Linked DNA regions of Homo sapiens: region 2 is linked to region 1. A link is a contact called in ENCODE Hi-C or POLR2A ChIA-PET data. All regions are on one chromosome and are shown on one strand. Each heading gives the region's core, a stretch centred on a gene start or an enhancer-like site at or near the end of the contact. The rest is flanking DNA. Distances are from core to core; before and after follow the strand shown.

The links. A loop is a pair of places that touch in the nucleus more often than their neighbours do. ChIA-PET counts read pairs that join two places held with the same protein, here RNA polymerase II (POLR2A). Pooled maps may share reads with other maps.
Region 2: a loop to region 1 is called in a pooled map, with 8 times the contacts of the local background. The contact joins two enhancer-like sites. A Hi-C loop is called at or near these places in 14 of 37 single-sample maps with no recorded cell type and 5 of 50 pooled maps. POLR2A ChIA-PET finds 5 or more read pairs at or near these places in 2 of 52 experiments (OCI-LY7 and activated B cell).

What each region holds. Positions count from the first base shown.
Region 1 is chr2:62,096,327-62,101,504 of GRCh38, forward strand. All of the region lies in intron 2 of COMMD1 (copper metabolism domain containing 1), which reads left to right. Among named protein-coding and RNA genes, the nearest start is that of B3GNT2, 97 kb to the right of the region's middle. RefSeq lists an enhancer at 3,135-3,424. Within about 2 kb of position 3,010, at least 3 of the 41 ENCODE cell types and tissues checked have a DNase peak (open chromatin) inside an H3K27ac peak, as active enhancers do; they include OCI-LY7, where a contact is called at or near this core.
Region 2 is chr2:61,993,902-61,999,422 of GRCh38, forward strand. The region is part of intron 1 of COMMD1 (copper metabolism domain containing 1); the gene reads left to right. Among named protein-coding and RNA genes, the nearest start is that of COMMD1, 91 kb to the left of the region's middle. Within about 2 kb of position 1,775, at least 2 of the 41 ENCODE cell types and tissues checked have a DNase peak (open chromatin) inside an H3K27ac peak, as active enhancers do; they include OCI-LY7, where a contact is called at or near this core.

The DNA of each region.
Region 1 (5,178 bases), core at 1,760-4,259:
AGCAGAACTAGACTGAATTTCACTACATTTTAGAATGAACAGCTTTCACCAACAAGTCACCATGTTTTTGAGTTAATATTCCTAGAGCATTCTCATTTATTTCATGTACAAAGAGGGTAAAAGGAAGACTATGATTGGGATGGCCTAGAACAGGTGCTTGGGTGAGAGCCTGTTTTAGATCTTCTGTGTGTTGTTTTTTTCCCCCCTCTTCCCAGTGGATTGGGTCCAGCTGGGTCTGTTTTAGATTTTTATATAGGGGTTGGGCATTAAGGAGTAGTTTGGAATCCAACTCCTGCCTGTCAACTCTAAGAATCCTATTAATTGTTTTTTAGTTTTGGGCAGGGGAAAGGTCGTAATAGCAGAGATTCTCTCAGAGTTTATTAATAGCCCCCTTGGGGAAATCATATGTCCCAAATACTTAACTTGGGGAGGCAAAATTGTAATTTATCTTTTGACACTTTGTGTCCCCTAAAACGAAGCCATTGTAATAGGTGGACAGTGTCTTCTCTGCATTTTGGTAGGGAGGATAAGCACAACAATAAATCACATACTGAATTAGAGTAGATTCATTTGGAAATTCAATGTCATCTAAATCTGGCTTTAGTATTTGAGAAAAATAAGTAGGACTTTCTGAGTAGCCCTGGGGTAAGACTGTCCACATGTATTGGTGATTTGCCCAAGTGAAAGCAAAAAGATACTGGCTATTTTGCTCCACAGGTATACTGAAGAATGCACTACATAAATCAGTAACAGAGAAGTGGCTGGCAGTGATAGGAATATTGGACAGTAAGGTGTGGGGGTTAGGAACAACAGGGTGTCTAGGAATTATTATTTTATTTATAGCTCTTAGGTCTTGAACAAGTCTCCAGCTTGTCCCATTTGGCTTTTTAACTGGGATAATTGGTGTATTCCAAGGGCTGGTGCAGGGTATTATAAGTCCTTTGTCTAAATCGTCCTGAATGACTGATTTGATTCCTAGTAAGGCTTCAGGTCTTCGGGGCTATTGCCTTACGTTTGGCAGGGGTTTGGATTTACTTAGGGTTGGCTCTATAGGGACTGCTGACTGAATTCTACCAGTATCTGTGGAAGAGTTTGCCCATAGGGAGTCTGGTACCTTAGGTAAGAAAGGCTCTAATTCTTCCTGTCCAGAATCTTGATTAACTTTCACAAGCATAATGTACATGTGGGCTTTTGTAAGTCTGCATCTCCCAAGTTGAGAATCATTTCTCCCTTCTGTGAAAATGAGATGTGAGCATTATGGGTCTCTAGGAAATCCTGTTGTAGTAGGTGTATGGGGGTACTATCTACTATAAGAAAAAGGTGATGCCTCACTAGTCCTCCTAATTAAAATTGAAAGGGATTTGATTTAAAGGCTATAATAAGAGAGTTTGAAACCCCTACCATTTGGACTTTTTCTTTACTCCAAGGGAGAGGGTTTTTAATCTAGGTAGGGATGAGGACCGACAGTATAGCGCTGGTGTCGACAAAGGCTCTGGTATTTTCCCCATTTATGGCTATTTCTACTTCTCCTAAAGCATTAGTTAGAAGTAGGGGGGAAACCCTCTCTGTTCCCTCAGAGCATCCCTATTCTGGTTTTTGAGTTGTTCTGGTGCCTTCCTCTGGGGCCCTTTGCCCCCTTTGTGCAAGCACCCGTTTAAGTTTTTTGCATTCTTTTTTTAAAATATTCTTTCTTTTTGCAATAGTGGCAAATTGCTTCCTCTTGGGGTCGCTTAGATCTCTGGGGACCATGGGACCCTTGCAAACTCCCAACTTGGTTTCTAAGTTGTTTTAGTTGTAAACTCATAATTTTAGAGACTGTTTCCTTTCCTTTCTTTCTTTTTTTTTTTTTTTTTTGAGACAGAGTCTCTTGCCTAGGCTGGAGTGCAATGGCGCGATCTTGGCTCACTGCAACTTCTGCCTTCTGGGTTCAAGCAAGATTCTCCTGCCTCAGCCTCCCGAGTAGCTGGGATTACAGGCATGCGCCACCACACCCAGCTAATTTTTTATTTTTAGTAGAGACAGGGTTTCACCATATTGGCCTCCCAAAATGCTGGGATTACAGGTGTGAGCCACCGTGCCTGGCCTCCTTTTCTTTCTTAATGATTGTGACAGCTAGGTCAGCTAGGGTTGATGTCAGCTAGGGTTGACTAAGTGACTGGTGGGCAAGGAAGCCCAAGCCACATTATTCCTCTTTATTAGGGTTGCTAACTCCTTATCTAAACCTTGCATAAACCCAGAATTTAGTAAGATGTCACTTACTTTCCCCAAGGGTATTCCTGAAAACTGTTTGAATGTCTTTTCAAACCTGATATAAAAGTCAGGCACAATTTTGTTTGGGCGTATTTTACATTGTTTCACCTTTGCCCAATCTGTAACCGTGGAGAATATCTGTGGTACAGTTTCACAGAGGCGATTGCAGAGCTCTCCATTTCTGTCTTCCAGCTGCATCTATTTTGTCAAAATCTTCTAAAGGCTGTTTCCAATCTGCTACTCTAAATCATTCTTCAGCTTTGTTCTGGGGACCAGTAACTCAATCAGCTGACACATGTCAGAGAACCCTGGATCATAAGTCTTAAGTGTTAATTGGAATTCCTTAGCAAACTTAAAGGGATCTTCAGTCGGACTGGGGAATCCAGGTACCAGGGCCTTTAACTCTGATTTGGTCCAGGGGCTATACATTATGTTAGGATCCCCTCTGCCTGTAGGTTTTACCCTAAAAGGAGCAACTACTCTATTATTTTATCCAGCTATTTCTGGTCCCCCTGTGGCTTGAGGCAAGGGAGTAGGGGAGGGAGAAGGAAAAATGAAATTGTCTGGACAAGGAAGTTCAGAGAGAGCAGAGGGTCAGGAGGAGCAGAAGGGGAGACAGTTTCTGGAGCCTTCCTGATTTTAGAAGTGGCGAGACAGTTTCAAAATTTTTTTTAACTTCCTAAAGAGAGGCAAGCTTATCGTTTCCTCTTTTTGATGATTCTAGATGCCACCTAAGTACGATTCCCATTCATTTTCTTTGATTCGGGAGCCTCAGTTTTCTAATCTAGCACACAAGAAAACCAATTTAGGGACATCAAAAGTTCCCCATTTTGGAAACCTTAGACCTAGGTCATCTTTAGTAAGATCTTCCTATTTACATAAATACTCGCAAGTCAAGGCACCATAATTATTAAACATAAACCCAGCTGTGGTGCCCACTGGGGACCGCTCTCCTTGCCTTTCCTCTCTTTTGGAGGGTTTATTTGCTATCTCTCTCTTTTTTTTTTTTTTAAGAGCAATTGACCTGTGGCCTAAGGCTTTTGTGTGGTGGATCAATATGTGCTGCTTGTGGGCAGCACTTTACAGTGTTTCAACACTGAGTCGTTTCTACCCTCTTACGTGTCTCAGTTTCTCTCTTCAGAGGTCTGTCACCTCTGAGAGGGCTCAAAACACCAGGCGACCAGCCCTTATATGCGTTTCCTGGACAAGCCTTCTTAATATTTGTTGGGGAGTTTCCTGTAGGGCCGCTGCATGTTGCGGAGAGTCAACCTCCCAGACACTCCCACGAGGCCCCTGGTCACCCAGGGGCGCCTTCCAGCTGGGAGGAGCAAAATGCCCTTTCTCTTCAAAGCTGAGGAACTCACTCTCTCATTTGCTTATGAAAAATAATAGTTCAGTTCCTCACGCAAAGTGCACACAGACAAGCCAATTGAGATTAATTTTGAGAGAAAAGGCAATGGAGAATGACTGTTTTGAATACACCTCTGAAACCAAAATTAAGATTTTAACCAACTTCCTAGGAGAAAAGAGAGAGAGAGAAAAAAAAAACAGCTCAGAATAAATCAAGGACCATCAACCAAAATGGGAGGTCCAGGACTCAGGAGGACTTACCAGTTTCACCAGAGGAGAAGCTAGAACTTGGTGAGGTTTCACTGGGCCCCTGCTAGTACCTTAGCTAGGGTTTTAGGCAACTCCTTCAGGGTCCTGAGTCTTCTCTGTGGCCCCACGTGTTTGGGCACCAGATTATTGTTGAAGAGTCAAACACTGTAAAATATTTGAAGAGATTTATTCTGAGCCAAATATGAGTGACCGTGGCCCGTGGCACAGCCCTCGGGAGGTCCTGAGAACATGTGCCCAAGGTGATCAGGGCACAGCTTGGTTTTATACATTTTAGGGAGGTATGAGACTTCGATCAAATACATTTAAGAAATACATTGGTTTGGTTCAGAAAGGCAGGACAACTCAAAGGCAGGAGGCGGGGAAGGGGACAGTAGGGGCAGGGAGGTACTTCCAGGCTATAGGTAAATTTAAACATTTTCTGGTGACAATTGGTTGAGTTTATCTAAGGACCTAGGATCCACAGAAAGGAAATGTCCAGGTTAAGGTAAAAGATTGTGGAGACCAAGGTTCTTTTGAAGTCTTATAGTAGCTGCCCTCAGAGACAATAGATGAAAAATATTTCCTATTCGGATCTTTAAAAGGTACTAGACTTTAGCTAATCTCTTCAGGATTGGGAGGACCTGGAAGAAAAAGATCTAGCTATGTTAATAGAGATTCTTTACAGATGCAGGTTTTCACCCTACAAAGGATGGCTTTGCAGGGACATTTTCAAGATATGGCAGAGAAACATGTTTTGGGATTAAATATTTTGATTTTTTTGCCTGTCTTATAATGTTATGCCAGAGTCTGATTGGAAAGTAAGTCATGACATATAGGGTTAAATAAAACCCATCTGATGAGAATTTATGGTTTGTAGGACATGACTCCCCAGATCTCTTAGATAGGAATTTGGGCAAGATTTAAAAAAAAAAAAAATGAGAGCTTAGTCCTCAATGGCTTTTCTGGGCTTTTATTCACAACACCTCTGACACCAAAAGTATAGGTTTTTTCTCCCCTGCATGCCAACCAATTCTCTGATTCTCTGAATACCAACTGGATGTTCTACAATTAAATTCTGATACTACCCAGAGTTAGTGGAGACCCCACAGGTCTTAACCCCATTTTGGATGCCAGTCAAAAGTATTGAGTCCCTGCCAGGCATGGTGGCTCACACCTGTAATCCTAGCACTTTGGAAGGCCGAGATGGGAGGATCACTTCAGCCCAAAAGTCAAGACCAGCCTGGGCAACATAGCAAGACCCCATCTCTACAAAAAATTTAAAAAATTAGCTGGGCATAGTGGCAGACACCTGTAGTTCTAGCTATTCAG
Region 2 (5,521 bases), core at 525-3,024, 100 kb before region 1:
TGTGAAGCAAGGTGTCAGTGGAAATAATTTGACTTAATTATAGTATATTATACAAAATAATTCCTTCCTTCCTTCCTTCCTTCTTTCCTTCTTTCTTTCTTTCTTGGCGGAGTCTCGCTCTGTCACCCAGGCTGAAGTGCAGTGGCGCAATCTTGGCTCACTGCAACCTTCGCCTCCCGGGTTCAAGCGATTCTCCTGCATCGGCCTCTCGAGTAGGTGGGATTACAGGCACCTGCCACCACCCCCGGCTAATTTTTGTATTGTTAGTGGAGATGGGATTTCTCCATGTTGGTCAGTCTGGTCATGAACTCCTGACCTCAGATGACCTGCCCACCTCAGCCTCCCAAAGTGCTGGATTACAGGTGTGAGCCACCACGCCCAGCCTGTATTTGTATTGATTGGCATAGCCAGAGGTTTGGGGTCCTGCTATCTGGTAAATAGGCAGATATTCAGTAAATGTTTATTGAATTGTAATGTGAAATATCTTTAATGTACCAGAAAGTTGTAATATTTACCATATAATTTTTTATATTAATGAAGAAATGAAAGACAGCTTGTTTTTCTTTCAGCTCCAGTCTCACTTGCTCTGCCTGTGTTCTACTTGGTGTTGTTACCTTTACATTCTTCTGTTCCCACTGCCACCACCCTCTTTTAGTCAAGACTCTTGGTTCCAAATGATAGGAATACAGCTTAAATTGAATAGTTGATGGAATTTTGGGTTGTCTGTAGGAAGGATGCTGAGATAGCATTATAGAATTGCAGGAAGGCCTGCAGGAACTAGGGTCTTGGGAACTATAAAACAGGGATATCACCCCATTAAAATCCACTCTCACTTCATTCTATTTTCTTGCAGACATGCTTTTGCCAAAAGGTCCAAGAAAATGCTGTCTGTAACTCCAGCCTCATGTCCTTCTTATACTATGACCCAAAAAGACAAGATCATTTCTCCTGCCCTAAATTGGGACCAGTCAGTGCGCCCAGAGAAAGGAGGATATTGTGATCTGTCTGGTTTGGAGCTTATGCCAGTCCCCATGGCCACTAGCAGATAGGGGCATAGCAAAGAAGAGGCAAGGGGAGGCTTACCCTGGGGACTAAGTTATTAACTGCTGCTGTCCTCTCCTAGGCTCCATTGCCCTAGCCCTCTGAAAATTTTTCACTTCAGTCCAACTACTTACTGTTATCAGATTCAGCTTAAAATTTTTTTTTCATTAAAAACATTTTTAAAAGAGAGACAGGGTTTTGCTGTGTTTTCCAGGCTGGTCATTGTCAACCTCCAGGGCTTGAACAATACTCCTGCCTCAGCCTCTGGAGTAGCTGGGACTGCAGGCGTGTGACACCACACTGGCCAGATTCAGCGTTCTAAACCACACGTTGCATCATGATTTCCCAGTTACCTAGCCTTTAGTGGCCCCTCATTACGTATATATAACAATGTCTAAACTTGATGTACTTTAATCTGGCTCCAGACTGCCTTCTCAATCTTATCTCTCAGTTTTTCTATTCACTGTTAAACTGAGCTAGTTGGCCTTCTAAGTTCTGAGAACACTTACATATTCCTCACTCAGTCATCTAAACTTTAAGTAAAAAATTTGTGGTAATACTCTTCAAATCATTGTTTGATGTCTCAGGATCTCTGAAGGCCAGCAACTGAAGCATTGTAGCTACTCATTAGGGACTGGCATCTCTGTATCATTGTTGACAGAATGTACCAGTTTACATTTTTTTCAGTGGTAGTGATACCGAGTCTACTTCTCTGTGTAGTCACTTGTGACAGCTAATCAGAGGGAAACCTGGCTTAACTGTTGAGGCTTTGGCCCTGCACTTATCTCATGGTGCTTTCAGAAAAATCAGTTGACTGCTTGAAGCTTCAGTTTCCTTTTCTGTAAGTTGAGAGTGAAGAGCACTATAATACTATCATCTACCTCATTGCCTTTGAAAATTGATTATGAGGGTCAAGTGCAGTAATACAGACATACCTCGGAAATACCTTGGGTTTGGTTCCAGGTGGCCACAATAAAGTGAATAATGCAATTAAGCGAGTCACATGAATTTTTTTGTTTCCTAGTGCATTAAAGTTGTGTTTATACTATACCATACCATATCATACTACACTATATTAAGTGTGTAAGAACACTGTGTCTTTAAAAGCAGTATACATACTTTAATTAAGGGATACTTTATTACTATTCAAGAGGCTGAAGTCAGAGGATTACTTGAGCCCAGGAGTTTGAGGCTGCAGTGAGCTATGGTTGTGCTCCTGCACTCCAGCCTGAGTAACAGAGACCCCATCTCCCAAAAAAAACCTAAAAACTTTATTGCTAAAAAATGCTAATGATTACCTGAGCCTTCATCTAGTCATATTCTTTTTGCTGGTGGAGGGTCTTGCCTTGATGTCTTGTTTTTGTTTTCTAAATGTGTGTGTGTGTGTGTGTGTGTGTGTGTGTGTGTGTGTGTGTCAGAAGTGGGATTTGAATTGCCTTGATGTCAGTGGCTGCTTACTGATCAGAGTGGTGATTGCTGAAAGTTGGGGTGGCTGTGGCAATTTCTTAAATAACACAACAATGAGATTGTTGCATCCGTGGACTCTCCCTTTCATGAAAGATTTCTCTGTAGCATGTGATGCTGTTTGATAGCATTTTACCCACAGTAGAACCTCTTTCCAAATTGGAGTCAGTTCTCTCCAACCCTGCTGCTGCTTTATCAACTAAGTTTCTGTAATGTTCTAAGTCCTTTGTTGTCACTTCAACAATGTTCACAACATCTTTACTAGGACTAGATACCAAGAAACCACTTTGTTTACTCCTCCATAAGGAGTAACTTCTTATCCATTCAAGTTTGATCATAAGATTGCAGCAATTCAATCACATCTTCAGATTTCACTTCTAATTCTTGTTCTCTTGCTGTTTTCACCACATATGCAGTTACTTCCTCCACTGAAATCTTGGACTCCTCGAAGTCATCCATGAGGGATGGAATCAACTTCTTCCAAACTCCCTTTAATGTGGATATTTTGACATTCTTCTATGAATCGTGAATGTTCTTAATGGCACTTAGAATGGTGAATCCTTTCCTGAAGGTTTTCAGTTTATTCTGCCTGGATCCATTAGAGTAATCACTGTCTATGGCAGCTATAGCCTTACAAAATGTATTTCTTTCTTTTTTTTTTTTTTTCTTTTTAGACAGGGTCTTGCTGTGTCACCCAGGCAGGAGTGCAATGGTGCCATCTTGGCTTATGCAGCCTTGACCCCCTGTGTTCACAGTGATCCTCCCACCTCAGCCTTCTAAGTAGCTGGGACCACAGATGCGTACTACCCCGCTTGGCTAGTTTTTTTGTATTTTTTGTAAAAACGTGGTCTTGCCATGTTGCCCAGAATGGTCTTGAACTCCCAGGCTCAAGCAATCTGCCCACCTCGGCCTCCCAAGTGCTGAGATTATAGGCTTGAGCCACTATGCCTGGTCACAAAATGTATTTCTTAAAAAAAAAAAAGACTTTACGGTCAAAATTACTTCTTGATCCGTGGTCTGCAGAATGAATGCTGTGTTAGCAGTCATGAAAATAACATCTCCTTGTACGTCTCCATCAGAGCTCTTGAGTGACTACGTGCATTGTTAGTGAGTAGTAATATTCTGAAAGGAATCTTTTTTCTGAGCAGTAGTTTTACGTAAAATATTAAGCGCACTGTGAATATTTTAAATTCAGCTGAGTATTTTAAATTCAGCAGGCCATGCTGTAAACAGATATGCTGTTTAGGCTTTGTTGTTCCATTTATAGAGCACGGGCAGAGTAGATTTAACATCATTCTTAAGGGCCCTAGAGTTTTCTGAATGGTAAATGAGCATTGGCTTCAACTTCAAGTCACCAGCTGCGTTAGCCCCTAACAAGAGAGTCAGCCTGTCCTTTGAAGCTAGGCATTGACTTCTCTCTAGCTGTGAAAGTCCTATTTTATGAGAACTCACAAACAAAAAATAAAGTCCTAGATGGTATCTTTTTCCGATATATGGCTATTTCATCTATATTGAAAACCTTTTGTTTAGTGTAACCACGTTCATCAAATAGCTAGATTTTCTGGATAACTTGCTGCAGCTCATACGTCAGCACTTGCTGCTTCATCTTGTGCTTTTGTGTTAATGGAGACAACTTCTTTCTTTAAACCTCATGAACCAACCTTGCTTCAAACTTTTCTTCTGTAAACTTTCTCACCTCTCTCAACCTACATATAATTAAAGAAAGTTAGGGCCTTGCCCTCGATTAGGTTTTGGCTTATGGGAATGTGGTGGCTGGTTTGATCTTTTGTCCAGACCACCAAAACCTTCTCCATATCAGCAATAAGGCTGTTGTGCTTTCTTTTTTTTTTTTTTTTTTTTGTTTGAGAGAGAGTCTCACTCTGTCCTCCAGGCTGAGGCTGGAAGTGCAGTCGTACTATCTTGGCTCACTGCAACCTCTGCCTCCTGGATTCATGCATTTCTCCTGCCTCAGCCTCCTGAGTAGTTGGGATTACAGGCGTGCGCCACTACGCCCAGCTAATTTTTGTATTTTTAGTAGAGACAGGGTTTCACCATGTTGTCCAGGCTGGTCTCGAACTCCGGACCTCAAGTGATCTGCCCAATTCGGCCTCCCAAAGTGCTGGGATTACAGGCGTGAACCACTGCGCCCGGCTGTGTTTTGCTTTCTTGTCATTTGTGTGTGCACTGGAGTAGCACTTTTAATTTCTTTGAAGAACTTCTCCTTGGCGTTCACAACTTGGCTAGCTGTCTGGCACAGGAGGCCTAGCTTTCAGCCTATCTTGGCTTCCTCTCTAAGCTTAAACATTTCTAGCTTTTGATTTAAAATCAGATATGTGTGACTTTTTCACTTGAATACTTAGAGGCCATCGTAGGGTTATTAGTTGGCCTAATTTCAATATTGTGTGTCTCAGGTCATAGGGAGGCCTGCAGAGAGGGAAAGAGAAGGAATGGCCAGTGGTTGGAGCAGTCAGAACACAAGACATTTATCAATTAGTTAGTTTATCTGTCTTCTATGGGCATGTTTCATGGCGCCCTGAAAGAATTCCACTAGTAACATTGAAGATCTCTGATCACAGATCACCATAACAGATATAAATAATAGTGAAAAAGTTTGAAATATGAGAATTTTCAAAATGTGACACAGAGACACAAGGTGAGCATATGCTATTTGAAAAATGGCACCAATAGACTTGCTTAATATAGGGTTGCCACAGACCTTCAATTTGTAAAAAATGCAGTATCTGTGAATTATAATAAAGTGAAGTGCAATAAAGTGATGCACAATAAAATGAAGTATGCCTGTAGATGTGAAAATGCTATGGTATGCTAAAGATTACTGTGCAAATTTAAGGCATGTTACTATGCTTGAGCTTATATTTAGTTACTGTGTCTTCTTGGATGCTGGAATAGAGAACCCAGATTCAATGGCAATTAACTTTTGAAAATTTATGGGAAAGTATAAAGTAGTATATAATTTCACAGTAGTATTATTGTGAATGAGCTGTTTGGCTGAAGA